Linked DNA regions of Mus musculus: regions 2, 3, 4, 5, 6 and 7 are each linked to region 1. Evidence: chromatin loops called from intact Hi-C (ENCODE). Cell type or tissue: heart. All regions are shown on one strand.

Region 1 (4,000 bases):
TCACCATGGATTTTCAATATCAGGAGTTTATTTAGTCTATAAAAACTCCTCAGAACATATTATAGAAATACCTTGTTACTATACAGTTAGTTTCTTTTAGGAATACTGCCTCACAAGGTCGCATGAGGACCTCCCAGGCCAATGGGGCATGACCAAAATGGAAGCTAGGGAGGTTTGGAAGTGGTAAAATTTACAAAGAGTTTTTAGGAGTGAGTCCAGAATAGCTAAGCTGAGAATAAGATACAAATTGGCATTTAAAACCCACCACCAAATGGATCGTGAGTACAGGGTGGGTAAAGGAGGACAGGAATAAGAGTCATATGACCTGTCAAATGAACAGTCATTCTGAGAGCGGACCCAAAGGCTGATCTGGATGGCTCAAGGCTGCCTGGACACGGTGGCATATAGTAATTTGAAGGCTGAAGCTGGAAGATCACGAGTTCAAAGCTACTCATGATCAACAAGCCAGGGATAGAAAGGTTTCTCTAGACACCGCCTCAAAAGAAAAGACTGCAAAGACGGGCCACGGCTGAATACACAGAGGCAGGGCATTTTCAGCTGCACATTTCCTAATGCTGATCATCTGCGCATCCTTTAGGTTTCCAGCGCTGTCATCTGTTAGTGTTTTACCCAGGCCTAGCTTCTCCCCAGCAGCTCTCTCCAACTCCTCCTACCCAAAAGGAGATAGATCCCCATTGTCCAGATGTCCCATGAAAACACTGCAGTTAACCAAGCCACAGTTCTGCCATGGACACCGAGCTCCTTTAGACTAAGGACCGATTCTTTGCTTGTAGAGTTTATATTGAAACCTTTACAATGACTGAGGAACTCCCCTGTGAGAAAAGCTTTAAAAGGTACACGAAATAAGCCACAGAAATTTCATGTTGGGAAGACTGTGGGAAAAGAAAGAAGAAACCCGTGGGAAAGAAACAGCCTTGGGACTTTTTAGGATGAATGCTCAATAATGCATCATTTATTGATGCCTTCCATATATATATGTGAAGCTGATTGGCATACATAAGATAAAAATGCTCCCAAAATAAATTTAGCTTCTCATATCACCAATATAATCTTCCTAGCTGCTGTATCCTCTGTCCTAATGAATGAGATCACCACCCACTCATCCAGTGACCTTAGCCAGGAACCTGGTGGCCACCCAGCCATTTACCTCAATCAGACTTGATTCTTTGCTGACTTACAAGTGCTATTCTGCCCTTTCCTTACTTTGTTTTAGGTCTAAATATCCCCGCCACCCATCCAGGCTCTGTGGTCATTCCAATGTGGTTTCCATGCGGTAGATCTTACTCCCCTCTCATGAATCTCTATAAAACCATGGGGGCATCTTTCTGAAATGCAAGTCTATCTTTCTTATTATTCTTTCTAGACCTTACAACAATGCCCAAAAGATAAAGTCCTAACTTCTTTGCATGTCGTTCAGCCACCCCCATAATGTGGTCTCTTGCCCCTTTATTTTAATATCATTTCTAACCACTGCCCTATACACCTAAATAACAGTGTCGGGCTTTGAAAGATCACGCCATTTCCCCTCAACCCACCTCTATGATCATTTCAACTGTTTGAATTACCTTCAGACTCAACCTCAGGACCAATGTTTTCGTGACTTCCTCTGCAAGAAGCACATGAGTCCCTACTGTGCCTAGCCATTGCCTGTAACAGAGCAGAGCTCCATGTTGTGACAAGGCTTTTTCTACTAGGAGGGAAGAGATAGAGTCTGGTGTAAGAGTGGCTGTGTGTGTGTGTGTATGTATATATGTGTGTATATATGTGTGTATATATGTGTGTATATATAGTGCATATATATATATAGTACATATATATTTTGTGCATATATATATTTATTGTGTGTGTGTATATATGTGTGTGTGTATGTATGTATATATATATATATATATATATATATATATATATATATATATATATTGCATACAATACCTCCAACCCTGAACCATAAAAGTAACTCCTATTTGCAGAGCATGGGTGAGGTGAAAGAAGGGTCTCAAATAAAAAAAAAATTCACAAGCAGTGACTCAGACTTGGAAAGTTGCATTCAGTTTAAAGTTTTTTTTTTTTTTTTTTTTTTTCTTGGTACATCTGAATCAGAGGTTTTGCGAAAGGAGCAAAGAAGTAGGGGGCGGGGGGGGCGGGGGAGCCGGTCAGAACAGGCAGTATCTCTCAATAAATAAAAGATCAGATGTAACAAAAATAACTCAAAGACTTCTGCTTGGGAACCTGAAAGATCGCTGGTGTCTTGATAGGAAATTATAAAGCTCAATTGTACATTCAGACCTGTTCCTGTCATCTGAACTTGAAGCAGTGACTAAGAGGAAGAGCTGGCTAATTACCTGCAAGTCCTTTAGGAGTGTCCTTGCCAATCAGAGTGCTTCTGCCACCTGGTGGCAGTCTACCCAATGTTTTATTCAACTGCTAAGCATGGCTCCTTCTCATTCAACACAACGCTCCCCCACCCCCCACGCCCCATGACATCATGCAAACCAAGAGGGTCAAATCTCTGTGTTCAGTTTAAGGGCACCATGAGACACCTACATCCTCAATGATGTGCATTTTCTAAAATCAGCACCCAGTATCTACAAGGTATCATAAAAAAAAAAGTAATTTGTGTTATTTTGTCACTACAGTCATGAAACTAAGTAGTATTGGGGCTGGACCCAGGGCTGGCACCCCCCCCCCCAACTCCCAAAGTTCTGGACTTTTGTTATGCATACTTAGACATGAAGAAAATGAAGGGGTCCTTAAGATTTGCATGCAGATTCTCTGGTTATGAACACAGCCAGGTAAATAAAGCGCCCAAGTTGGGTCATGCTGGAGTAAACTGTGTGGGCCTCGGTGTCACTGAAACGATTCTCCACTGAAAAGGACACACCTGTTCTTAAATCTGAAGAGACACCATAAGAGATTTAAAAAATATTTCTAATCCAAGGCCCTGCTTTCAATAGACACTCAACGTTTTTAAAAATTGAATCATGGTGATGCATTAAAAAGTATCAGGTAATCCTAGTAAATAAAGTGATTTATAGCTCTGTAGTTCAAAAGGAATAAGGATGGGATTATATCAAAGATGCGTGGGAATCCGTCTACAGAAGCTCCAAATGGCTCTTTGGGGCCACAAAAATAAACCAATATGTCTATAACCCAACAATACCTACTCAAAAGACCATGTTCTATAAATGATGAGATAAATAGTAAACGTCCCAGATAGGGTTTCACACGATTTGTGCGGATTCCACACCCCTCGCTGAGATTGAGCACAACTCAGTGCATTGTACATTAAACCATGGAGGAAGAGTTGATGAAGCCAAATTGAGAGATACTCAACAAAATACCTGACTAACACAGCTCAATGCTGCGGTGATCACGCAACATCCTGGAATCATAAAACTGTTACAGCTAAGATCAACACAAGGAGTTCTGATTAGATGCAGTGGGGGATCCTAGATGGGGTCCCCAAAGAAAAGGCTGAAATATTAGGTCATCAAAAAAAAAGACATTAGGTGAAAAGAAATTTAATTTTACTGAAGTATGGATTTTATTTGATAATAGTGTATTAACACCAGTTCATTAATTTCAAGAAGTAAATCAAACTAATGTAAGATGTTCAGAGACACTAGGAGTGGGGTTAATATGACTCGTTCTATTATCTTTGCAATTTTCGGTAAAAGTGAAAGCTATTCTGAATAATGTTTTAAGAAAATGAGCCAGATCTCCCATTATAATCAGCAATAACCAGTGCCATGTGGTGAATCAAAGAAACACCAAAATATTATTAAATGACTCTTGGGAAATTAGATAGCAAACCATACAGGAGAAACAAGAAACATTCACTTGAGAAGTGAGAAAGATAAAACATGATTTAAGAGTAAATATTATTTTTATTAAGTAAAACATAGGAAAAATCCACAAACAACCAAAAGAGAAAAATATGCACTTTGATAATTCCATGTTTATAGTGTTTTGAGTTAAG
Region 2 (4,000 bases), 280 kb before region 1:
ATTTGCCTCACCGGGCCTGGCTCACAATGTTTCTTACATTATGGGTTATTTTCTTCCTTCCTTCCTTCCTTCCTTCCTTCCTTCCTTCCTTCCTTCCTTCCTCCCTCCCTCCCTCCCTCCCTCCCTCCCTTCCTTCCTTCCTTTCTATCTTTTTCTTTCTTTTCTAGACAGGGTTTCTCTGTATAGCCCTGGCTGTCCTGGAACTCACTCTGTAGACCAGGCTGGCCTCGAACTCAGAAATCTGCCTGCCTCTGCCTCCTGAGTGCTGGGATTAAAGGCATGCACCACCACTGCCTGGCAGTTATTTTATTTCTTAAGAGCAAAATAACAATTGTAGGCAAAGCACACTAGGCTGACGTAACTAAACAGGGCTGACCTGGAACACAGAGGCTGTTCTATGGAATCCTCCAGAATCCTGTAAACCAAGAGACAGCATGGCAGGGTGGATAGCTGGCACGGAAGGTTCTCAGTCGGGCACCAGCATCTGCAGAGGGGTACCTAGCATCATCGTGTTGTCCACGAGATCATTTTTCTTTTCTTTTTTAAAAGATGAAGTGTGGAGAATGCAGGAAGGCTGGGAATATCACACAGGATTCACTCTCCTCTATGAACAAAGCATAAGGCGGCTGTGGGGCGAAGCCCACCGCCAACCCTCAGGAATCCTGTGTCTCCCTTCTCAGCAGACTCCATCCTGGTGGGACTCTGAGCATGATAACTGCTCCAGCTCAAGTCTCTCATACACAGGCTGCTCGAGGGACCACCTGGGCCAAGGTGTGTCCACCCTGAAGTGCCGGTCAGGTTCAATGCCTGTTTTCAACGCTTCTGTGCGAATGCATGTCTCTATGTTTGATGGCCAGTTTAATAGTTTTTAGCACAGGGGAAGGGGGCTGATAATTCCTCATTTGACGCCATAGTCACCAGGAGAACCTAACAGTCTGATATTTTCCAGATGCCCATATGTGGTGAAGAGGGCACTGCTTTCTCTCTCCCTCAGACTAGAATCTTCTTTAGAGGTTTTTTTTTTTTTTTTTTTTTTTTTTGGTCCCTGCTGGCCTCTTTCAATTGCCTCGTACAACACTGGTTTAAAACTAAACGCAAGAAACACGTAGAGTGACTCCACACAGCTAAAACGTGTGATGTCTTGGCTCTTGTATTCCTGGGAGACCAGAGAAACTATACCTCACATTTTTCCTCTGTACAATGGGACTAGAAACAACACCGCCCACCATGGTAGGCGCACTGAGCTGAGACCAGTATTTGACTTGTCTCATTTACTAGCGATGCCTTGACTTCCTGTTGAAGAGTTAGTGCAACCTCACCTCTTTCTGTCAACACCATTTAGGAGACTGATAAAAAGAAAATTGCTAGGAAGGTTTTCTGGAAAGTTCTATTTATAGAGAGACACCTAAATGGACAAAGAGGGTTAACTATAAATAGCCTCCTTTGCATGTGAGGGTGAGACCTGTGCTGGTACCTATGTGACCTTCCCCTTCCCAAAGGACTTCATACTCTTGTTTGTTCTGTGACAACACAAGCCATACCCCGTGTAAAGTATTTGACACAAACTGAATCCGGGAGCTTCCTGCCAGGCAGCTACTGTCGCCTCCCATCACTGGATGTTATTTACTCCAGCTGAGTAGGCGTACAATACGTGCTATGTAAATTAATAGCAGTAGGTACAACAGTCTGGGAGTTGCACAGGACCTCAGTTCGGGAGAGAGGTTATTTCGCAATCATTTCCCATAAACCTTCCCCTCCCACTTCCAAGTGTGAAGTGTGTGTCTGTCAACGAATCATCCCACTTGCCACGCCACGCCAGGTCTGGCAGGGCAGAGGCAGCCACCCGGCCAGTCTCTATCTCTGGATTTGGCAGCTTGACACCATCTGGCGGAATCCTATGAGGAGGCTGCCTGTGATGCATCTCTGGGTCCTTCATGGCCCAGCTTCCCTCCCACACCAAGATCTTGCCACCAGGAGAGCTTTGGCAATTGAGCTAGGTGGTCCTCTTTCTTCCATTACGCCTCTTCCTCACTGCCTCAGCCCCTCAGTTTTTTGTTTTGTTTTTGTTTGTTTATTTGTTTGTTTTTTTACAAGCTCTACCCAATGAGTTCCGAGGGCTAAAGCCTCATCTCAACTCGTGGAAGATAGCAGCCTCTCCTCCCAGACCTGTGTTTGGCAGTTGTTCTGTGGTTAGGCTAACATGTAGCTTCCGTGGCTTGCAATACTACATAGGTTTCTACACACATGACAGAGGTCCTAGCATTCCTAGCCAGATCCTCACGGGTGTGGTACACTCAACCATTCACAAGTAACTTCTGTGTCCCAGAGTTTTCAAACATCCTGAAAAGACCCAGCTCAGGGAGGGGGCAGGAGGTGGCCCACCGCTTTCTCCCATGTTTGCTTCCCATTTGTTTTGAAGAACTGGGGTTCCTACCCTGATATTTACTCCTGTGCCCCAATTTGGCGTCCGTCTCATCCTTCTGCCCCCCAGGAAGGCTCTTCTAAGAAGGGGCAGGCTGAGTGTGGAAGTGAGTATTCACTGTGATGACTGGCTTGCTCAAAAAAGCAGCCTTGCAGGCCACACTGAGACGCTACTCAGCCAGCCTTGGGAGACAAAGACGATGAGAGTCATAGACAAAGAACATTCTAGATGGAGCTCTGAGAGGCTGTCATGGTCTCAGGATTGGATTACTTCATTTGCTGCTTCTCTCTAGAGAAGTCTCTCTAGAGTCTCTCAGACTCTTATGTGTTAGAGACCTGTTTCTTCCCCTTCTTCTTCCCCTTCCTCCTTCTCCTCCTCCTCCTCCTCCTCCTTCTTCTTCTTCTTCTTCTTCTTCTTCTTCTTCTTCTCTTCTTCCTCTCCCCCCCCCCCCCCCAGTCTCTGGAAGAACAGTCAGTGCTCTCAACTACTGAACCATCTCTCTAGCCTCACTTCCACAGTTCAGCAGAGCAAGCAGCTCCTTGGACATGATTTGAATCAAATACCTTGTACCTTGCATGGCTTGTATTGTCACAGAACAAGCAGGAATGTGAAGTCCCTTGGGGGATGGTGGGAGAGGGCCACAGTGTTGACTATGAAGGTCTTACCTGCACATGCAGAGGAGGCAATTTATAATTACTGTCTTTGGCCATTTAATGGTGTCATTATAAATAGAACTTTCCAGAAAAAAAACTTGCAGAATTTTTTTTTTTTTTAAATCGGTCTCCTAAATGTCATTGACTGACAGAAGGGTGAGTTTATATTAACCTTTTACCAGAAGTTAGGCCATGGCTGGCAAATGAAACAAGTGAGGTGTTAATGAGGTTGGGAGGTGAACGCCCCATCCAACAGAATGATATGTGCTTTATGTGGACTCTTTCACCAAACACCTGTCTCCTCCCCCACTCACAGTGAGTGGCTTTGGCAAAGAGACTGGATAATTCAGGTAAGACATGTTTGTATTCTGGTTGCTAAGGAGATGGCAAACCTGTTTGCTTAGCTCAAAGCATAGGCGTATTAGGTAAGAGCGCTGCCCTTTAGATCTGGGACCATTACTAAATCTCTGCATTTCTTTTCTCGAGGCATGCCGAGTCTATTTGTGGCATGTTCCACTTCCTCAGATTTCCCCTGTCTCCATCAGCTTTTACACCTGCAAAAATGCTGGCATGAAAAAATGAAATCCAAGGGAGACTTGCCTGTCTTCGCTAGTCGCAGAAAATCAGACAGCACCCAGCAAGGAGAGAATTCACAGCTTGCTCTGCTCCTAGTACTAGAACCGTGAGATGGGCAGGGATTCCCTCATCCCAGGGGATTAGTGACCCCCAAAGGACAAGTGACCGAAGTAGAGAGAAGCGGCTGCAGAAGGGTTATGTGAAAGGAGATTGGGAGCCCACGAAGACCATGCTGGCCTTGAGAGGAAAGAAAAACTGAAGCATAGATGTTGGTTTCATAAGAGACCCGTTGGATGGTGGCTATTCATGTCCAAGAGCGACAAACGCAAAAGTTGGGCCTGGGTGGGAG
Region 3 (4,000 bases), 130 kb before region 1:
TGCAGTAGTAGATACTGAGAACAGAACCCAGGTCCTCTATAAGAGTAGCAAGCACTTTTAACCCTTGAGCCGTCTCTCCAGCTCCCCACCACCACCCCAGAATATTTTTTGAAACACTCTCCAAACATATTCAACATCTTCTCAAGTGGAATCATTGCTGTATTAAATCAGGTGCCTGGGCATCAGTAAAGCTGAAATTCCTCACCCACACCATTGCATCTTTCTGTCTGATTCCTGAGTAGTTTTTTCTGCATCCTCTCCTGACTCAGCTCAGGCTTCCGTCAGAATTTCTGGTTTATGAGTCAGGAAGCCCAGCACAAGTCAAAAGCTAACTCATACTTGCCAGGCAGAAGGGATGCGAAACCTTCTGGTGCATGGCTTCAAACAGCGGGTTCTGTGCTTTACAAGGCAATGGCCCAAGCAGCATTAGTAAAGCTTTGTTCCCTACCTCTCCTTTTCCTCTGTGCATTGGCTTAGTAATCAGACAGCCCTCTCCACTTAGAAAGGAAGGTTGCCTCCGAAAATTGAAAAGCAAAACCTTCCATTTTTGAAAAAAAAAAATCTGGATTTATCTGACTGTCTCTGAATTTCATCAGAGAAACATGGTGCTGACTGCATAGATGCTCATCTGGACCTATCACACGAGAACCAGGAGTAGGGAACTATATGGTATGGGTTGAGATCATATGTCCATTCTTGTATGGATGGATGGGCCTGGCACTAGAAGATTGATTCCTTTTCAAGAAACACACACACAATGTACACACATACACACACACATATATACAATACACACAAACACACATATACACACACACACATATACCCAGACATACACATATACACATAGAGACACACATGTATATAGACATACACATATACACACACAAACACACATATACACACACACACATATACCCAGACATACACATATACACATAGAGACACACATGTATATAGACATACACATATACACACACAAACACATATGCACACACACACACAAACACACATACACACATATACATACACAGAGACACACACAGACACAGACATATACACACACATATATATACACACACATGTACACAGACACACACATACACACAGAGAGACACACATGTACATAGACACACACATATACACACACAGACACATATGCACACACATACACACAAACACACATACACACACATATACATACACAGAGACACACACAGAGAAATACACAGAGACACAGGAGTACACACATGTACATGCATATGCTGGACATAAACCTATAGGTAGTCTCTATGGTCAGACTCCCTCTGTGACTCTAATGGCCCCGCATCTCCTGTTGTCTCTGTTCATGGTCTTACCCGTAAGGATAGTAATTTTCTTAAATATCAACCACCATTTCCTTTCCCCACTTAAGAGCCTTAGGTATCTCTCATTGGCCCTCAAAACAAAACAAAAAATTCACTCTGGCCCCAGCCTTCCTCTCTTGTCTTCTCACAAGATAGCTAGAGAAAACTCCAGCTAGTCTGCATTGCAGCCTTCTAAACATACAAGATCATGCTTCCAAACTGTATCACATTGTCTCTTTCTCCCTCTCTCCCTCTCTCCCTCTCTCCCTCTCTCCCTCCCACCATGTTACTAATTCCCTCAAAGTCTAATCTCTCTTCTCTAGACAGCCTTGCTGGTATCCTTTAAGGAAGATGTCTCAAACCCCAGCTTATACACGTCTACCTGATCTCATCTGGCTCCTAGAGAAGAGGGACAAAGCCTTACTCAACCGTACTCTCTGTGTTTTTAGTAATGGCCTACAGATAGTGAATGCTTTTTAAACTATCTCAAGAGGGGCTGAAAAGAAGAAATGAAGAAGAAAAGTATATTCTAAGTGAATGTTCTAGTTCCTCCGTCCCTGGTTTGCTCCCTAAATCAACTTGTGCTTCATGGTAAGAATTCCAGGCTTCACCACGGCTGAAAGAGTCATGCAAGGAACACAGGAAGAGGGGACCAAAGGTCACCTTCTTTGGTATGATCTCCCCATGCCAGGGAGAGCTGGCTAGCAGGTGTGTTTGAAGCACTGGGCATAGTGATGTGCTGTGGCTGCCAGGCTCTGGCGTCTTTCCAACTGGGCAATCATGTGGAGCAAAGCAAGTGAATAGGGAACTTGGAAAGGTGACCTGATTCTCTGCCTCGGGCACTTGCAGTCTAGGTCTGAGTATGTTTTAATTAGACCTGGACACAGGAGCCCTCAGTCAGACACAACTGAAGTCCCCAGTGGACTGTTGTGGCCGCTGTTAAGATTTGTCTGAGCCTCTGGTTATCTTGAGAGCCTGACATCACACTGATCATTAAGCAAAGAGCCAAGGAGCAGCTGGACGTTACCATGGCAACCTGCTTGAGTTGCTGCTGGAGCTCGGGTAACAAGAGCATTTTATCATGGGTCATTAAGGGCGAAAGGCTTCATTTACATTATTTCCTGTAAAAATCCTATTATTTCAGGTGTTACACTCCATATCCCCTACATGGCTTTACTAGAAAAAGAAAGAAAGGAAAGGAAAAGAAAACCAGAGATGGGCATTCTTTGACGAAGCAACCGTGTAACAGGCTTTAGGTAAATGGAGCCACATAGTGTTCTGTAGATGAGAAAAGTATTTTGCCACAGGGGGATGGGGTAAAAAGGTGCCCAGTGTTCTCTGAAGGCAGAGAATGCTTGCTCTATAAAGTGAATCTGGTTTTTTTTATTATTTTTTTCACTGTTCATTCCCCTTGGCTGAGTCATACCTTTTGGCTGATACTGATAAGACCTCTCAGGCTCTTTAATCTGCTGAATAAGTGTGACAAGTCTGGCCCTCCTGCTAGCCTCCCCCCAGTGCTGTCTCAGGTATCTTTTCCCACAGCAGCCAAATGCAAGACGTAGTAGATTCTGTGAACATCTAGCACTAAAGCTCTGAGAGGCTGTGAGCATTTCTCTTGTAAATTCGTCCTTGCGGGTGAAGAAACCAGAAAAATCAACCCCAGCTCGTGTCGTAGCGATAACACCGACTTCTGGCCAGCATCCCATACCACATAGAATGGATAAATGTTCACTGCTAAGGATATTTAAGAAAGGTCATCCATGCACTCCTGGCTCCATCCACTGCCCACAATAAAGGGTATACATTCCACAAGAACAATACCTAAAGGCCAGATAATATGCCTGAACCTCCAAGCCCATGGGACCTAACAGGAGTTATTTTCATCCTTTCTGAATGTTCATAAGCCCCATTATGATTGACACATTTCATAGGTGTTCTGTTCCTCAGGGTGACAGCTAAGAACTAGAGATAATAAAGCCATGGCCTAATCCTTAAACTTCTGGAGTTAATTTAGTAGTATTTAGAGAATGTGAAATGATTCCATGTACAGAAAACCCATTGCCTGACACAGGGCAACAACGGCCATATCATTGAGTCAGTTCACAATTTCATGGCATTGGTACTTATCAATAGGGACAGATGACCCAAAGCAGAGCAATGGTCACCCAGTGGCGACTGTCTGTGCTTTGCTTAGAATGAAAACACCACAGAATTGCAGGAGTTGGCTCTGGGTCATGCAAATGAAAATCTGTCTTGGCCTTCTTGTCACCAGAACTGCTGGAATTCAATGTAGATTTTTGGGTCAAATCCTAGTCTTTCAATATATCATTATGGTGTCTTGGGTACAAAATGTGACCTTATTTGTCAGGGTTGAGGCAGTGGCAACCCTAATAGGAGACAGGAGAATTAAGGCACTCTGGACAATATTCTTAGTTTTATGTTGTGACAGAGGGACAGAAAGAAAAGTACAATTTAGACTCTGTGAGCTAACATTAGGATCATGTACTCTTTGTAGCCCATAGGATACATGATGGGTCATGACAGGTACTTTTACAAATTGCTTGTCTGCTATATCAGGGTCCTTTGAGCAAAATCTTGCTAGTGTATGCAATGGTGTTAGCGTTTGGAGGCTAATTATGGGATGGATCCCCGGA
Region 4 (4,000 bases), 230 kb before region 1:
GCTGCAAAGGCTCATTACCGCATTCTTCTTCTTAAAGCGTTTACAGAACTTCCCACCACCTCAGGATAATGACCAAGTTAAAGTTGACCTTCAAGATGCAGTGGATAGGGGATTCTGGCCTTCTGATTGCTGGTTCAGCGCTCTCTCTTTGTCCACTGGCCACTGGCCACCTTCTAGAATCTCCAGTTAGTGTGCATGGCATTAACATGTGACTGGGTGAGGGTGAGTTATTTCTAGAATTATCAGCAATATTCCAGAATATAAGAAGTTCTTCCTATCTAAATGGCAATTCAAAAAAAAAAAAAACATTTTTCTTCCCTGATTAGTAATCTATCTCAGATGGAAAAGGCAAGTGTGCACACCCTGGAATCTGAGAAACCTTTGGTGAATTACCACATGTCGCCTCTGGTCTTTTCATTTATGAAAGGGGTCCTGTTGTCTCACATCTTTACCTTTTCAGGTACTTCGAAGATACATCCAACATTACATGGCAAGACATTTACAAATCAAAAACATTATTAGCATTCCTATGTCGACATGCACACTGTGAATTAGAGAGGCTCCCCTGAGAAATTAGTTTTAAAATAATATCATAGGCCATGTGTAACCTCTATTTTATATGCAATGTGTAACATCTGAGGTTAATCTTATCAGGCATGGTTTTAAAGAACTTCATCCATCTCTCTCTCTCTTTCTCTCTCCCTCCCTCCCTCCCTCCCTCCCTCCCTCCCTCCCTCCCTCCCTCCCTCCCTCCCTCTGTGTGTATGTGTGTGTAGTGTGTGTATGTCTATGCCTATGCCTATGCCTATGCCTATGCCTATGCCTATGCCTATGCCTATGCCTATGCCTATGCCTATGCCTATGCCTATGCCTATGCCTATGCCTATGTCTATGTCTATGTCTATGTCTATGTCTATGTCTATGTCTATGTCTATATCTATGTCTATATCTTTAACTGTCTGGATCTGTGGTAATTCTTGCAATCCTTACTCCTTACCAAGCTTCTATGGATAGAGAACATGCAAGAAGTGTCAGCTAAGGGTCATACCCTAGAAAAGGCAAAGATGGTTCTGTCTTTAAGGAAATCTTAAAAATGAATACCTACAATGGAATGGAGACACCATGTAAAACTATTGGAACATGAGGGCACACACTGTAGGTCCGTGTTCACACTGTGTGCTTAACTGTCTCCTTTTCTCTTTGCCTTTAGCGTTCCTTTCCAATCTGGAGTGCCTCTCTGCATCTCTGCACCCCTTCCTTCTGTGTTTTGTGTGTGTGTGTGTGTGCGCGCCGTGTATGTCTGTGTGTATGTGTGTGTGTCTATGCATGTGGCGTGTATGTATGTGTGTGTGTGTCTCTGTGTGCTGTGTATGTGTGTGTCTCTGTGCATCTGTTTGTGTATTGTGTGTCTCTCTTTCTGTGTCTGTGTTTTGTGTCTCTATGTGTGTACATTTGTGTGTCTGTGTGTGTATCTCCGATTTTGTGTCTGTCTGTATATATGTGTGTGAGTGTGTATGTGTGTGTGCATTTTCACAGCTAACTCTTAGATGAAACAATGTAGGTTGAATAAATTAATGAGTGAGTTCTGGGTTTATGGATGGCCACCAAGGAAGTGAAACTAGAACAGAGAAAAATGTGCAAGTTGTCACATCAGTAGGGCAGCAAATAATGTTCCCATTCCACAAATGACAAGGTCAAGGTTCAGAAGGTTAAGTTATTTGAGTGGAAGACACGTTACAGAGTGGCAAAAGCAGTCGTTAGTGTTAAGGGTGTTTCCCCTAATAACATAATTCTTGAAGTGAGAGAGATTTAATTACCAAGCTTTCAACTGAGAACAAGTCTTGAGAGAAGAGAACACTTGTACGCTCTCTCCTTCGCCTCCTCCTCCCCCGGGCAGTGATTTCAGAGACAGCCTGTACGTGAGCACAGGCTAATTTTACCAACAGCTCTGGAAAGCTGCACTTGTTAGGAACAACGGTCAGAAAGCAGTAGAAATTGTGAGACTTCAGTTCATGTTTGCAGGCATCTAATGAACAGTAAGCTCAGCCAGCTCCCTGCTTATGGAAGCAATCTGTCTCCGTGGCAGGGGGAAACTGGGGGAAAGACATGCTAGACCACGCCTCCTCTGAGCTGTTTCTCCAGTGACACAACCAGTTCAAAGGCAACTCATTTGGTGACCAGCAAGCAGCTGTGGATGAGCTCTGGGGAACAGGATACATGAGAAACTGCACAGGCAAATGTCCTTGCACTCTGGAGCCTGACCCCACTCCCATTTTCTGACTTACATCTCTCAACATAAGCAGTGAAGCTAGACTTCCCAGGTTTCTTCTAGGATCTATGACTTGTTGTGTAATGGTTCTTAGTCTATGTATCTATTCTCATTTCATGAACTGGGGATAATAATTAACACAACCCTTGTAGGATGTTGTAAGAATGAAATGAACTTGCTTAGGTGAATACCCTTGGGTTGGTGTTCTGGCTTGTTGTATGTGCTCTTGTTACTATTATCATTACCAATTGCTTCTTGGTAGTAGAAGGAGGGCGTATGTTTTAATTTTTTTCAATTGGGTTCTTAAAAGAGAGGGAAGAGTGTCCAAATTATCTGAGATGCTTATTAAATATGTGTTCTCTCTTCATCTCCTATTACTAACTTTCTGGAAATCAAGATTCTATAGGTCTAGGGTTATATACGTACATACATACATACATACATACACACACATACATGCATACATACATAGACATACATGCAAATACACACAAACACACACACACTCACACACATACACATCCTGACTCTTGACCTTACCATTCATGGGAACCCCAACTTTCAGAGATTTTTCTGCAGACTTATGATATTTTTGTGCTGGGAGGATTACCAGGACAGTGGAAGGTTGGGCAGACCAGGGTACATATTTATTAGCTATTTTTTTTCATTGCTGTGATAATGTGCCATGACCAAAGCAGCTTATAAAAAGAAGAGTTCATTTTGGTCTTACAGGTTCCGAGGTTTAGAGTCTATGATGGTGGAGAGGAGGCAGCAGGCAGAGGGGGCAGTGGGCAGCAGGCAGCTTGAACAGCAGCAGAGAGCGTATGGAGAGCTAGGTCTTAAACCGGGCAGAGAGGGTTAACTAGAAATGGGGCAGGTCTTTTGAGACTTCCAAGTCCCTCCAGCCTCCCTTGCATCCATCCGGTCATCCCTCTAATCCTCCCCAAACTCAAACAGCAGCCAACTGGAGACTATGTATTCTAATTCCTAGCCTTATGGAGAATATCTCATGGAAACAACCACAATATGATGTAAACTTCATTTCCTATCTCCAAAGAGAGTTAGATGGAAACCAACCTAGTGTACAGTCCCCACGTCCTTTTGCTTTATATTCTAGATCTACAGATGAACCACTTGAAAGTCCTCAATGATATTATAAGGATGGAATGCATTTGGGGCCACTAAGCCTTGCAACTTAAAATGTAATTACACAGTGTTGCATGTATTACTCTGCAGCTGCCTTTCCATAATTGTGTGGCTGTGTTTCCAGGTCCACGGCCAGAAGTACATGTAACTAATTTTTATAGCTGCATACTGTTCCATGTTCTTAAAGAATACTTTTTGTCACTGGATATGCAGCCAGTTTCCTGGGAGCTTTTGTTAATTCTGTGGCACTATGGAACAATAAAGGCCTTTTACACATTCCCCTCCACTTAGCATGATTTTCTTAGGATACAATCCTCCAAGTATAATGGTTTGGTTACAAGGTGAACATCTTGGTAATTTCAAGATGCATTCTTGAAGTCCTTGAAATGGTTCATTACTGCTTGTTCTCCACTTTCTCCTGGGCCTATTATGTATACTCTTAGAAGCAGCAAAGCTGATTTAGACTAGATGCAGCTCTGAGCACAAGACGATGATTCATGGTTGGTGAAGCAATTTCAATTTTATGAGTGAACCGAATCTTGCTAGACAACACGTGACCGCCTGCCTCTTTCCTAACACCACTGT
Region 5 (4,000 bases), 56 kb before region 1:
ATCTGGTTGTGTGGGGGTAGGGTTATGCAATAGAAGAGCATGATTTTGTTGTTGTTGGCATTATGTACTAAAATTTAGACTTTATCTATTCAGTGAGCTTATCACATACAGAGTCAAAGAAAGGCAAAGGTATTCAGGACAATTAAAAACAAACAAGATGTCTACCAATGGGGGATTCGTTTCTTTAAAAGGAGGTATTCCTACAGGAGATGCAGTGTGTCTACAGAAGCAGGCCTTGTACATTGTACTTGTTGACTTGAGAGAAGTTCTATCACACAGGTATGACCAAAGGAATGAAATAGTGATGAAACTGAGAAACTCCCACTTATGTGTAAATCAAAGAAGTCACACATGACACTGTGGTCCAATCTAGTAGCATCACACAAACAGCCTGACAACAAAAAGTTAGCAAACTTTCAGAAAACACCAGAGAAGGGATGTGTGATTCCTAACCCACAGCAGCACACCTCTACAGAGCCTGTGTTCTCTCTTATCGACATCATAATAGGTGGTCTCTCCTCAGCATCCTTCTCTACTGTCAACCAAAAACTTTACTATCATTTGCAGAAGAGTCAGACCCCTCTGAGCCACCCCACCTCCATCTTCCCCCTTCCATGAGCAAATTCTTCACTGAACCATCATCTGAAAGATAAAGCACACCGAGGACATACTAAATGAACAAGAGTTCTTTGCTGTGTTGCAAAAGGAACAAAGGGTGTCTATGCGTTCACTCCACCATGACAGCGTTTTACCTTGTAACAAGTATGGAGCTAAAAATCACTGTCTATTCTAGAGACACACAGAGGTTCCTGCAGGGACGTGGACAACATTCTCAAGAACACTCACCTGGGTTAGAATTTCCCTGTGACCTTCTCTCTTCCCTTCTGTTGCTTTCTAGCTTCTGAATTATTCATGAACATGTTTTGTTTGCACTAGAAATTAAAAACTAAATAAATTCATCAAAGTGGACAAAGAAAAGTCACAGTGACATCACAGGAAACAGCACATGTGAAAAATTAAACAAAATTTGTGTGTGTGTGTGTGTATGTTTAGGTAAATACAGTTAAACTTTCTCTTCCTGTGTTCAACATCAACCAGCCCCACTAGTTTTTGCAATGATTTGAATTCCTCCTACATGTGAAGTTCTTAAGCTGATTATTTCACACATTAATTTATTTGACAACCCATCAACCCTGTTTAATGTGTGAGTGCACTGGGGTGTGACTTGGACTTCACTGATCAATTGCAAGAAATGTTAAACAGTCTGAACTAAAGTTTGATCTTTATTCATTCTCCCTGGGAATAGGGACTCAGCATCTACACATTTGTATCCCGTTCCATCTCTGTACTCCAGTGGTTCTCAACTTGTGGGTCGAGACCCTTTGGGGGTTGAATGATCTTTTCATAGGGCTCACCTAAGGTCATTGGAAAACACAGATATTTACATTACAATTCATAAAAATAGCAAAATTACAGTTATGAAGTAGCAACAAAAATAATTTCATGTGGGGGGGGGTCACCACAACATGAGGGACTGCATTAAAGGGTCATAGCATTAGGAATGTTGGGAACCCCCGTTCTATACTCACACATCCTTGTACTGCCTCCCCAATCTATAGCTGCTTTTTATTTTCCTTTTTATAATTCCTGAGCCACACAAGTTTCCCTCGAAGAGGAGGAGCCTGCCAGAGCAGTCTAACTTGTGACTCATGAGCTTCTCTTAGCTTGGGGAATTCTGCAGGGAGGTTTGCGACATATCCCTGCCAAGGTCCCTCACAGAACGTCAGTAGCCAGTGCCAGGCAGCTGGCACTCCTTGTTCCCTAGAAAGGAGCTTGTTAATCAGACTCTCCAACCACAAATGCCAAACTGTCCCCTTGCTCACTGCTGTTAAGTTCTATCCTGGGAGTTCCAGAAAGCAGAATGTGTCACCTGACAATTATACTTACACATCAGCGTTCCTTTGGGACTGGAATTAAATAGCCAAGTCCATTCTAGTTGTGGGCTAAAAGCAGATTTCTTTGTGAGGAGAAAGGAAATAGCTACTCCTTAAAGCCCCAAATGTCCTTGAACTCTTGGAGAAGTGATTGGAAGTAGGCGTTAGTAGGGAAGCTACAGAAAAGCCATCAGAGGAAAATGTTTAAAGAAAGTCACTGACAATTCTCTATGGCAGGACAGGACTCAGTGATATTATATAATTATCAAGCAGCATTTCAGCAACCGTAGCAGAGCGCCTGTCTCAGTCTTTTTAGTCTAGTGAAACTTGTCTTTTTATTCTCTAATGAAGAGGCCCTGTGTGCCAACATGGGTAGATGAGCCTGTTGAACGAGAGCCTCGTGTTTGACAGGATCCTTGCTTTCTCAGGTTCTAGTCTGACTTAGGAGGTATTGCGTTATGGCCTCATAAGGGAAAAGACCAATTTGCCAAGAACTCCAGGTTCTTCCATCCTTGAGAGCCCAGCTCGGTGGAGTCATTGTGTTCCCTGTGAAGTCTTCCTGGTTGGCTTTCCTCCTAGATGTCTCTCTGTGGATGTAATCACACTGTATGCCTCTCTGCCACCTCCCCATCACAGTTACTGCTCTGTATTTATACTATGATTCTTCATTTACTATCCAACACCACTCAAGGATTTAAACTTACATGGCAACATAGGACCAAGAGCTTTTTGTTAATCTTTTTTTCTCATGCTTCATATGTTTGATCATCATTAGTGCTCAATAATTTCACTTCCTGTTGAGAGGATGACTGATTTAGGTGGTTATTGTTAGAGGAATAAAGGGGCCAAAGCAGAGAAGATAAAAAAATGTCCAGACCAAAGTTACCATGAAGGCAGAAAAAGATGGGACCCGTAGATTCTTCCTGTTTGATTTAGAAATAGAAGGTGGGTCTTACCAGAAGTGCAGAGATGGGGGATTCTTGCTGCTCTGGTGGCTGTGGTGTAATATGGTGTCAGGTGTCAGGGTGGAGTATGGAACTTGTAATTGAGAATGGTGTAGGTTATACTCTGGGTCTGGTTGCTTCACTTTAATGCAGTGATTGGCATTAGACCTAGTCTCGATGTTCTAGAGTCCAGTCAATAATAGAACTGGCGCTTAGCCTTGTTGCCTGCCTATTCTGTTACGGGGGGGCGGCGGGGGGCGAGGGGCATAAGGAGCTCTTTAGTTATCTTATTCTGTATCATTTGCTTCAGATTCCGTGGATGGAATGACAATCAGTCACAAAGCCATTTCCACCTGAGCCCAGTAGGGAGATTGCTCCCTGAAAGTCATCAGAAGGAAAACTTGATTTCCTTATGACTCAGAGGACCCTGTTCAGTTGCCAGGAAGACAGTGCCACTGAGGACAATCAAAACCACCCTCAATTAACAACTCCCAGGGTATATCCTGCCACCAACTAAACATCAAGGAGCCCGTCCCTGGCCCTGCCAGCCATGCCCGGCCCCACAGGCATCTGCCTTTTCTCTTGATGCAATTGCTTGCTTAGGACTCTGAAGCAGACTTAGTTTCTACCTTGGAAGCTTAATGGATGCCAGGCCACATGAGGGAGATGACATCAGGGCTGAAAGGACAGACCAAGTGTCTGAACAGCTTGTTTCATAGCCATAGAAGGTTTTGGGTACCACTGCCAAGATGCTTGCTCTGCAGCTTATTTTCAACTGATGCTAGTCACAGTCAGAGTCTTTTTATATGAACAGAGGCCAAATATCCAACCCACAAACCCACTCTACCTCACAAGGGCAGCCTGTAGTTATCAGGCCATTCTTCAGCTTAAAAGGCATAAAATCAAAAACACTCCTTACACAACTACCTCATTCTCTAGCATGCATCCTTGACTGTTAACCACACCAATTTTTCTTAATTCCCCTTATTTTTGTATAAAATAGTTTCTACTTGAAACTATGTAAATGGCACAAGGGGAAAACAATATTTGCCTCTAGGGTACACCCATCTCGTTCCCACAAGAAATAAAGTGTTCATGATCAACTTGTGGCCTTTCAAAACA
Region 6 (4,000 bases), 130 kb before region 1:
TGTTGGCATTTCTTTGGGAACCATGCAATGGTAGGTGTTAGGCGGTGGACATACATATAACCACTCGTTATTTATTTAACCTCACACCCATTGTAGACAGCAGAGAACCGAAGGACTGAGTAATGACATCCACAACCGCAACACCCACAACTACAACAGCACTGATGGGGCTGTGCTTCGCAATACAGCTCTCAATACAGGCAGGTATCTGAGGGACAAATGGGAGTCGCAGGAAAAGGAGCTCTGGTTCCTTCCCTCAGTTGGCATGGCAGCTCACGTCAAGTACAGTGGCGTTGTATCTGCCTATCGCCCAAGTTCCCCTACTAAAAAAATGCAAACAGTCAAACCAAGACAAAGAAAATGATTCAATAATGATGGCTGCTTGTCCCATGCTGATCAGTCAAACTGAGAAACAAATCAATTCAGGTCTGGCAGAAGTCCCCGAATGCTGCCGCTTTTCTTGTTATTTTGTTTTGTTTCTTGTTTTTTTGTTTGTTTTTGTTTTTGTTTTTGTTTTTTGTTTTTTTGGTTTTTTGTCTAGTCTTTTTAAACTTTGAATTTCTTCTGTGGCTCTTCATTCCTGCCCAGGGAAGCTGCTTGAATCTTGTTATCCCCATATCCTTTTTCAAGTTCTCCCAGTATTATTTAGTGCATAGGACTGAACACAAGGGACGGCTCCATAATTCCTTCCACAGTCAGCTCCAACCTTTCTTTCTACAGATGCTTCGTTCAGACAGCCTCGTCCAGGAATCAGGTCAGAGCCGTACCAGAGCTTGGCTGCTTCTCTGGAAATGCGGAGTGAACCACAGGATTTTTAGCAGAGCCTGTTTCAGCCAGTGATTGGAAATGATGAAGTGCTTTCAAGATCAGCATCTCAGATCACTCGTTTATGGTTGGCCTAGAAATGAATCATTTATTTTAGGTCTGGGCCTTAAGGGGAAAAAAAAAAAGCAAAATCAAAGCTTGGATGCTTTGTTTTCATGGTTCTCCTTATATCAGGCAAGGAGAAGAGGGAGGGCACTGTGGGCTTTAGTGGGAACGGCAACACAGCACTATTTCCCTTCCTTTGTTGGTAACATTTTCCTAGCTGCATCCACTTCCATTTTATGACTCAATTTACTGTGTTTAAAATTACACCACATTCTTCCTGCTATGCTTAGGTCAACTATACGTACTGTGTATACAGTGGGAAATTCTTCCTCACAGTGCTGGAGAGTGCTATGGCCTTTGTATTTGTGTCCTTGTTGCCATGGTGACCAGAAAAGGTTAAAGCCAGGGCCTTAGAGAGTAGAGTGGCTAAGCAAATAGCTATGACTCGGTGTGCACCTCAAGATGAGGATTAAAATGTCCTACAACCGCTGTCATAAAATTCACTTTCCATTTCTCTCGTGTGGGTTATTGCCTGATATACATATTCTCAAAACCATCTCACTCCACTTGGCCCTTCCTCTGTAAGGTACAGCTTCATGGCCATGTCTCTCTGACGATAACCTCTGCAAATCCAGGAGCAAAGCTTTATATCCACATGTGAAGAAGACACACCGATGAGAATATCAACAAGCCAGCCTATCTTCTTTGTGCCCTCCACTTTAAATCCATTTAGATGAGAATAATAAAGCATCACCCCTGTTTGTTTAAGAGGTTGCTAAATAAACTTGGGCAATGCTTAATAACACGGACTGTGTTAAACATTTACCAGCTGTGAGCACACAGACTCGCCTTTATGTTGGGCAATGATCCCCAGAGCCCCAACTCAATATTTCTTTATATACTTTAGCTGCCCTTGAGTTGAACTTAAAGGGCTTGTTTCAAAATTAACTTTGCATATAGGTAGAGAATGTCACACTTGCCAGGCCCAGGGCTGTCACAGCATGAAGAAAAGAGACCATTTTCTATTTCTAGTTTCAGGTTCAAAAGTAGGCTCGGGAAAGAACCTTCATTAAGTACTTTCCTGTCCCCTCTGCCCATTGCACAAGAGTAACAGTATATCCAGGCCCTTCAATTCATTGTTGAACTTTTAACTTACTTAGTACCTAAGTTTTCCACCATCTTGGTTTTTTTGCAATATATTTTCATGCTGCCAATATAATGGACATTAAGTCATAGGTTTACATTTAGGTGCTTATTTCCTGCTTTTAATGTAACTTCATACTTACTACATTAGCAAATCAAAAATATTTTAGCTTCTATCCTGGCCCCTGTTCTGCCATCTGGTGGACAAATGAGGAAGGGATGGGGATTAAATAATAGACACGTAGTTTTTCCTTTATGGGACCTGTAAGTGCGTCTATCAGCAAGTGTTTAGGGGGTGTTATTCATCAAACGGTGCCCAGGAAGGCACACAATCAAATGTCCTACTCTAGGGAATAACCGGTCCATTCGGTTCCTAGGAAGACTATGACCGGTTATGGAATCGACAGCCTCTTGTCTGGGTTAACAGAACAGTCAGTAAAATGCTTGCCTTACAAAGAGGGCCCTGACTTTAATACCTAAAACCCGTTAAAAAAAATAGCTCAGCATAGTGGCTTAGATGCCTACTAGTGTGGGGGAAGAGAGACAAGTGGCTCCCAGAGGCTCGATGATCAGCCAACCTAGCATGCTTGGTGCCTTCTAGGCCAGGAAGGCACCCTATATCAAAAACAAAACAAAACAAAACAAAACAAATAAAACCCCTTGTATTATGTAAAGGTGGATGGCACCTGGGTAGCAGACTCTCCAGACTGCCCTCTGGCTCCCCCATATAACCCTGCACACATTCAGTCTTCATACACCTTAACACCAACACACACAAACACAGAAAATCAAGGGAGAAAAGGGTTCCAACATTAGAGCTACAAAAAGGGTGACTTTCACTCACTTTAGTAGGGGGTCTAATGACATTGCACCCCTGACTACAGATGCTTTTCTAAGTAATATGGGGGTGGGTGGGAAGGAAAGACAAGAACAAGGGGAGAGAATATTTTGCATTAAGAGGAGAAAAAAATTGAGCACATTAGTATTCCTTAAACTACTGTAAAGTCAATCTCTCTCTCTCTCTCTCTCTCTCTCTCTCTCTCTCTCTCTCTCTCTCTCTCTCTCTCTCCCCCTCTCGCCCCCCTCTCATTAGATTTAGGACCTTGGACATGTTCAGTGAGCATTCTACAATTCTGAAGGATCTCTTTATGAGAAAATTATCCCTGTGCACACCCACCTTTTTATCAAATTTATTATTGTGTGATATGTAATATCCAACCTGTTACCAGTTTGGGGAAAGGGTTAGCCCTTCTCAAGTGAGCTTGAGTAAGCTTGGTGAAATGTCCCATGGGTAACCAAACCTGAATTCCCATCTCCTTCCCAAACTCATAAAGCAGAGACAGCTAGTTCATGCAGGCAACCTCATGGCTGCTAACTATCCCGTATATTCTGTGAGTATTGTGTATGCAGCATGAGTTTGGCTGAAAACACTACAGGGCAAAGGACATGCTGTTTGTGTTAAGAATAACTCGGAGCTCTTGGTTTGGTCCACTGCCATATGCCCTTTGATTTTACAGAGACATTGAAATTTGATGAAGGTACATCGTCAAATTCCAGAATCATTACTCATGGATAGTAAAAAAAAAAAAGTGGTGATATAGCTGCTACACTTCAATGGGGCCCCGGAAATTCCATCCCTGCTTCCTGACTCCTTCACTTAGCATCCTCTTGGCCATAGCTCAAGTGCACATTCGGTCAGAAATAACCTAGGCTTAAAGAGGGGGTGTGAACTCCATGTTTAACATTGCTGATTATAATAATCAATGGGATATTTTGACTACCTTGATATGGGATGCTTTTCTAAACAACATGAAAATTTCTGTTGGTCAAAAATAGACTTTAAAATTATAGCCTCTATGCTTTGTAGTGGTTTCTCTACAGCATTTCCCTCACCCCCATGCCCTCCCCCAGATTCTCAGCCACATGGCAATATGAAAAGCCAATGCATTTTCTTAGTTGACTCCAAAAAAAAAAAAAAAAAAAAAAC
Region 7 (4,000 bases), 500 kb before region 1:
TTATGTTTAATGGCTAAGTAGGATTTTTGTTTCTGTTCCCATCTCCAGTTCTGACTCTGTGCTCACCACATTTTCTTTGGCCATAAAATCTGTGGTTTTGTTAAACTTGGTATTCTACTTCTGCTTCCTAGGTACCTGGGAAAGTGAGGTGATTGGGGGCAAGGGTGGGGTGGGGTGGGGTGGGACCTAGACGAGCAATTTTACAAGATGCATCCCTTGCCTGCTTCCTTGGCAGTTCCTATAGCTTCACAAGGTGTCTCCATGGGAAAAGAGGTTGTTGTAGGTGTGCGGGTCTCTGCGTCAGGCAGACCCTCACAGACCCTTCCTGTGCTCCAGTCACCTTAGCCCCTCACAGACCTTTTCGGTTCTCCTCCTCATTCCCCACATTTGATACCAAGAGTCAGAGGTGATTGAAGTAGAATCCATTCAAACACTCATGCGGACCACAACAGCAAATTTCAAATGTCTATACCTTTCCCTGTATGTATAGACTTGGTGAGGCTGACTTGTATGGCCCACACCTTCGGGAGTCTCTCGGGAAGGGCTGTTGCATTTCTTTAAAACCTCAGCCAACCTCTTGGGGTCTCAGACATGGATACTTAGACTAGATTTAGACTCCTGGATACTTATCTGGTAAACAGGAGAACCTTCAAGGGGCATCCTCGGACGTGCTGACCCCGTGGTTAGAGCCCGCGAAGATTTCCTCTGTTTCCATTGCCTTTGGTTTAGATTATTTATTCTTCCGTTCATATAAAAAGTTTTTAAGGGAATTCAGCACATTTGTGTAAGAGATGAAAAGCCTCCATTGTTTCCAGCCAGTTCTCCAGTAGGGGAGTGGATTAGACAGATTGGTGGTTGTTCATATTTGCTTCTGTTGCTAATACTGTGGGTAGTCATGCAGTTAAAAATGGTAGGAAACAGAACCGACTTAGCTCTTTTATTTATGTTCAAGAACAACATGAAGAATAAAATCATGTAATCCTTCTACATTGCAGCTGGGACTCTTAACCCCATTTCTCCATATGTCCTGAGCGGCCTTTATTTCTGTGTTTAGCTCTTTTACATTTACAGTGTACCTTTCTGTGATAGTCTTTGCTCTGGAATTGGTGTTCAGCTAAAATATTTAAAAAGATACAGATTGATAGTTAGAATGTTAACTCTAAGATTATAGAAACTAATAATCCCACTTAGCACTCGTGGACATAGGAGCTCCATCCTATTTCACGAGTCACTAGGATTGCCCAGTCCGCCTTTGTTTCCCATTACTGAGAGCGGTGCCTTCAAACAGCACACATCATAAACTACAAATACACTAACACTTTTGTTCAGAAGCAAAGCCTAACACGAAACACAATAAAAAGAATATTGTTTTGTAACGACGCCCATTTTTCAACACAGAAGAGAATTACTCTCCTCTTCTTGTGCTGTATTCAATATATTTGGCGTTTAACTGAATTAATGCAGTTTCTGAAACCATATGCCCCCTCCAGCCTTGGGTAAACTTCAGAGATTGTCTAAGAGACTCTGACCGCAGTTTAGGAAAGTTTATTCCTTGAGGGGGAAGCCTCATCTTGATAGAGGAGGGGTTCACTCTTCACGTGAGTGTAAGAGTGTGTATTTATGTATCATAGTCAGATTTTATTTTGGAATTATTTGAGTACCACTTGCCTATGGAGAGGTCCCAAACTGTTGGTACTTATTTTGTTATTGTAGTCTTTTGCCACTAGAGGGTAGTATTGCAGAGGTTAAATTTTCCTCGACCATACTGCCGACTGTATATAACCTGTAATCAGACGTCTGCCCTTAGTTTTATAGTATGTTAATCCTCATTGATGCATCTTCACAGATATTTAAATTATTAGAGTTGATTTTGCTCCGGGTTAACTCTTATCTAAGGACCATGATTTGATGGCATTAATCTGCTCGCTGTGACTGTTAGGTGAAGAGCGCCTTCAGCATCTCTTGACTGGTGAACTATTTTTAACCACCATTAGATTCTCTCCACATTTTTACTGGTTCAGGCCACACTGCAAATGAGCAAAGGCTACATATTAAGGAATTGCATGCTTTTTGGAAAACGTCCTTGACGTATCAATCTCTCCGATTTAAGAAGACGGAGCATTGCGTCTTGGCGGAATTGCGATCTCACTTCAAGAACCCTTGGCCCTAGGGACTAGCAGAAAATAGATCTGTTTGGGATTGGACCTGTAGATTGATTTTTTTTTCTAGCAATAAATGGAAGAAGACATAATTACTGATGCAGTTAGGGTAATGAGATTTTAAGGCTTACAACTCCGGGGCCGTTTGGGGAAGGTTCCCTGCATTTCATCTTGTAGATTCCTTTGACTCGTTTATTTGCCTACCAAAGAAAAATACAATATTGGTTTTTTTGTACATAACTGATAAGCTTTATGTGGAGCTATCTCCCACCAAAAAGGCAAATGTAATATTCCTATGAATTTCATTAGCATGAAAAAGGAATTCCTGCAGCAGGATTATTATCCTTGCACAGAACACAGCCTCTGTAGCCTCCCGTTAGTGCTTCTTGTAAGAACCCAATAATTGAAATCGAGACGCCGGCGTTCCTGAGTCTTAGTGGTGGGACTGGGCATGCCCAGTAGCTCGGCTGGGTCTGGTTGCAAAGAGCAAGCTTGCGGGCAGGGTTGAGCGCCGCCGCAGGGACTGCTTTGGAGACGGGGTCTTACTCCCTTAGACGTAAGCGTGCGGGCACCGGGAGCTTTCGGGAACCCTGACGCGAGCGAGCCTTGGAGGAGGTGGCGCCCAACCCCCTCCCTCTCCTCCCCTCCCCGCTCCGCCGGCGCCGCGGGCACCGGGAGGGACTGCAGCCCGGGAGCGCGGGGCGGGCCTATGGCGCGGCCAATCGGCGCGGCGCCTCCCCGCCTATATGTGGCGCTGGGGCCGGGCGGCCTCCTCTAGAGGAGTGGAGCCGGCAGCCGAGTAGGACCGAGCTGCTGCAGACGCGCCGGGTCACTCGAGCCAGCACCACCGTTCTCACGCCCTGAGCTGCAGACAGCTAGGCGGTTTTATCTAGTTTGAACCAGGCTGCTGGAGCTTGCTCCCTCCCGCCCTCTCTCTTTTTTTTCCACGGGGCTGTTTTTTTAATTTGGCTGCAATTGCATGAAATCCCAATGGTGTAGACCAGTGGCGATGGATCTAGGAGTTTACCAACTGAGACATTTTTCCATTTCTTTCTTGTCGTCTTTGCTGGGAACCGAAAACGCTTCCGTGAGACTTGACAATAGGTAAATGTCAGCTGGGATAGTTGGTTTAAATTGACTCGGAGTAAAATTGACTTGCGGTATTACAGGTACAGGATAGCCATGCGAATTCCTTTGTCCATGCCTAGGGTTACTGTGACATAGATGTTGCTTTTTGAAATGGCCAGAAGATCCTTATTTTCGTAGATCTGGCTCGAGAACAGGCTTTCTTCCATTATGTAATTTAGTCCTTTGTGGCTCCTTAAAATAGGGAAATGCCTGGATAGAGTATGGCTGGTATTTTCTGGAGTCTGATGCATTTTGGAGCGTTTAAGAATACTCAAAATAGGATGCTAGTAACGTCATTCGAATTCAGAGATCTGTCCTTATCCTGGATGTTAAAGATCAATTCCATTTATCGATGATCTCTCTTTTTTTATTCTCTCTTCCAGCTCTGGTGCAAGTGTGGTAGCTATCGACAACAAAATAGAGCAAGCTATGGTATGTACTGATTTAAAATTACTTGTACTCAATGTGGGCGCTGCACAAAAACCGACATGTCTTGGAAACGACTAGTGCATCCCTTAGCTAAATCCAGACGGTGCTGATTGCTCTTCATACAGTCAGAAATGCCAGCGCTAGCTCGTTCTCTCTCCCCTGCCAGCGTGGAGAGAAGCCACATCCCCACACGACTGCCAGGGAAGGAGAAGGGCCCCAGGTTGTGAGCGGCCCTGCTCTGGACCCATTCACTCCGTGTCGGGATAAGGCAGTGGCCCAGCCTC

The links. Peaks named below come from ENCODE experiments on the same cell type or tissue, not always from the same donor. Only the 100,000 strongest peaks of a DNase experiment are listed, where the experiment ranks them.
Region 2: a loop joins it to region 1, with 4 times the contacts of the local background. A loop is called at or near these places in 3 of 42 quality-filtered maps.
Region 3: a loop joins it to region 1, with 4 times the contacts of the local background. A loop is called at or near these places in 24 of 42 quality-filtered maps.
Region 4: a loop joins it to region 1, with 3 times the contacts of the local background. A loop is called at or near these places in 9 of 42 quality-filtered maps.
Region 5: it touches region 1 in a loop (2.3-fold over the local background); 6 of 42 quality-filtered maps call a loop at or near these places.
Region 6: it touches region 1 in a loop (4-fold over the local background); 24 of 42 quality-filtered maps call a loop at or near these places.
Region 7: a loop joins it to region 1, with 11 times the contacts of the local background. A loop is called at or near these places in 29 of 42 quality-filtered maps.

The regions. Positions count from the first base shown.
Region 1 is chr14:77,006,036-77,010,035 of GRCm38, forward strand. No RefSeq gene overlaps it. Among named protein-coding and RNA genes, the nearest start is that of Lacc1, 29 kb to the right of the region's middle. In heart, a CTCF peak has its summit at 2,405 (motif pointing left); a DNase peak (open chromatin) is centred at 2,406.
Region 2 is chr14:76,730,028-76,734,027 of GRCm38, forward strand. No RefSeq gene overlaps it. Among named protein-coding and RNA genes, the nearest start is that of 4930431P22Rik, 28 kb to the right of the region's middle. In heart, a CTCF peak has its summit at 1,914; a DNase peak (open chromatin) is centred at 1,804; H3K27ac peaks cover 2,224 bases.
Region 3 is chr14:76,880,738-76,884,737 of GRCm38, forward strand. No RefSeq gene overlaps it. Among named protein-coding and RNA genes, the nearest start is that of Gm30365, 45 kb to the left of the region's middle. In heart, a CTCF peak has its summit at 2,306; a DNase peak (open chromatin) is centred at 2,104; H3K27ac peaks cover 965 bases.
Region 4 is chr14:76,776,794-76,780,793 of GRCm38, forward strand. It overlaps Gm30246 (a long non-coding RNA gene), which reads left to right and starts at 3,918. Exons shown (of 3, transcript XR_874837.3): 1 at 3,918-4,000. In heart, no CTCF peak of the experiment used is centred here; a DNase peak (open chromatin) is centred at 2,108; H3K27ac peaks cover 1,399 bases.
Region 5 is chr14:76,949,819-76,953,818 of GRCm38, forward strand. No RefSeq gene overlaps it. Among named protein-coding and RNA genes, the nearest start is that of Lacc1, 85 kb to the right of the region's middle. In heart, no CTCF peak of the experiment used is centred here; a DNase peak (open chromatin) is centred at 1,803.
Region 6 is chr14:76,873,975-76,877,974 of GRCm38, forward strand. No RefSeq gene overlaps it. Among named protein-coding and RNA genes, the nearest start is that of Gm30365, 38 kb to the left of the region's middle. In heart, a CTCF peak has its summit at 2,220 (motif pointing left); no DNase peak of the experiment used is centred here; H3K27ac peaks cover 2,183 bases.
Region 7 is chr14:76,501,579-76,505,578 of GRCm38, forward strand. Tsc22d1 (TSC22 domain family, member 1) reads left to right here. Exons shown (of 3, transcript NM_207652.3): 2 at 3,671-3,719. Among named protein-coding and RNA genes, the nearest start is that of 4930444M15Rik, 17 kb to the right of the region's middle. In heart, CTCF peaks have their summits at 1,730 (motif pointing right) and 2,827; a DNase peak (open chromatin) is centred at 2,973; H3K4me3 peaks cover 2,272 bases; H3K27ac peaks cover 2,208 bases.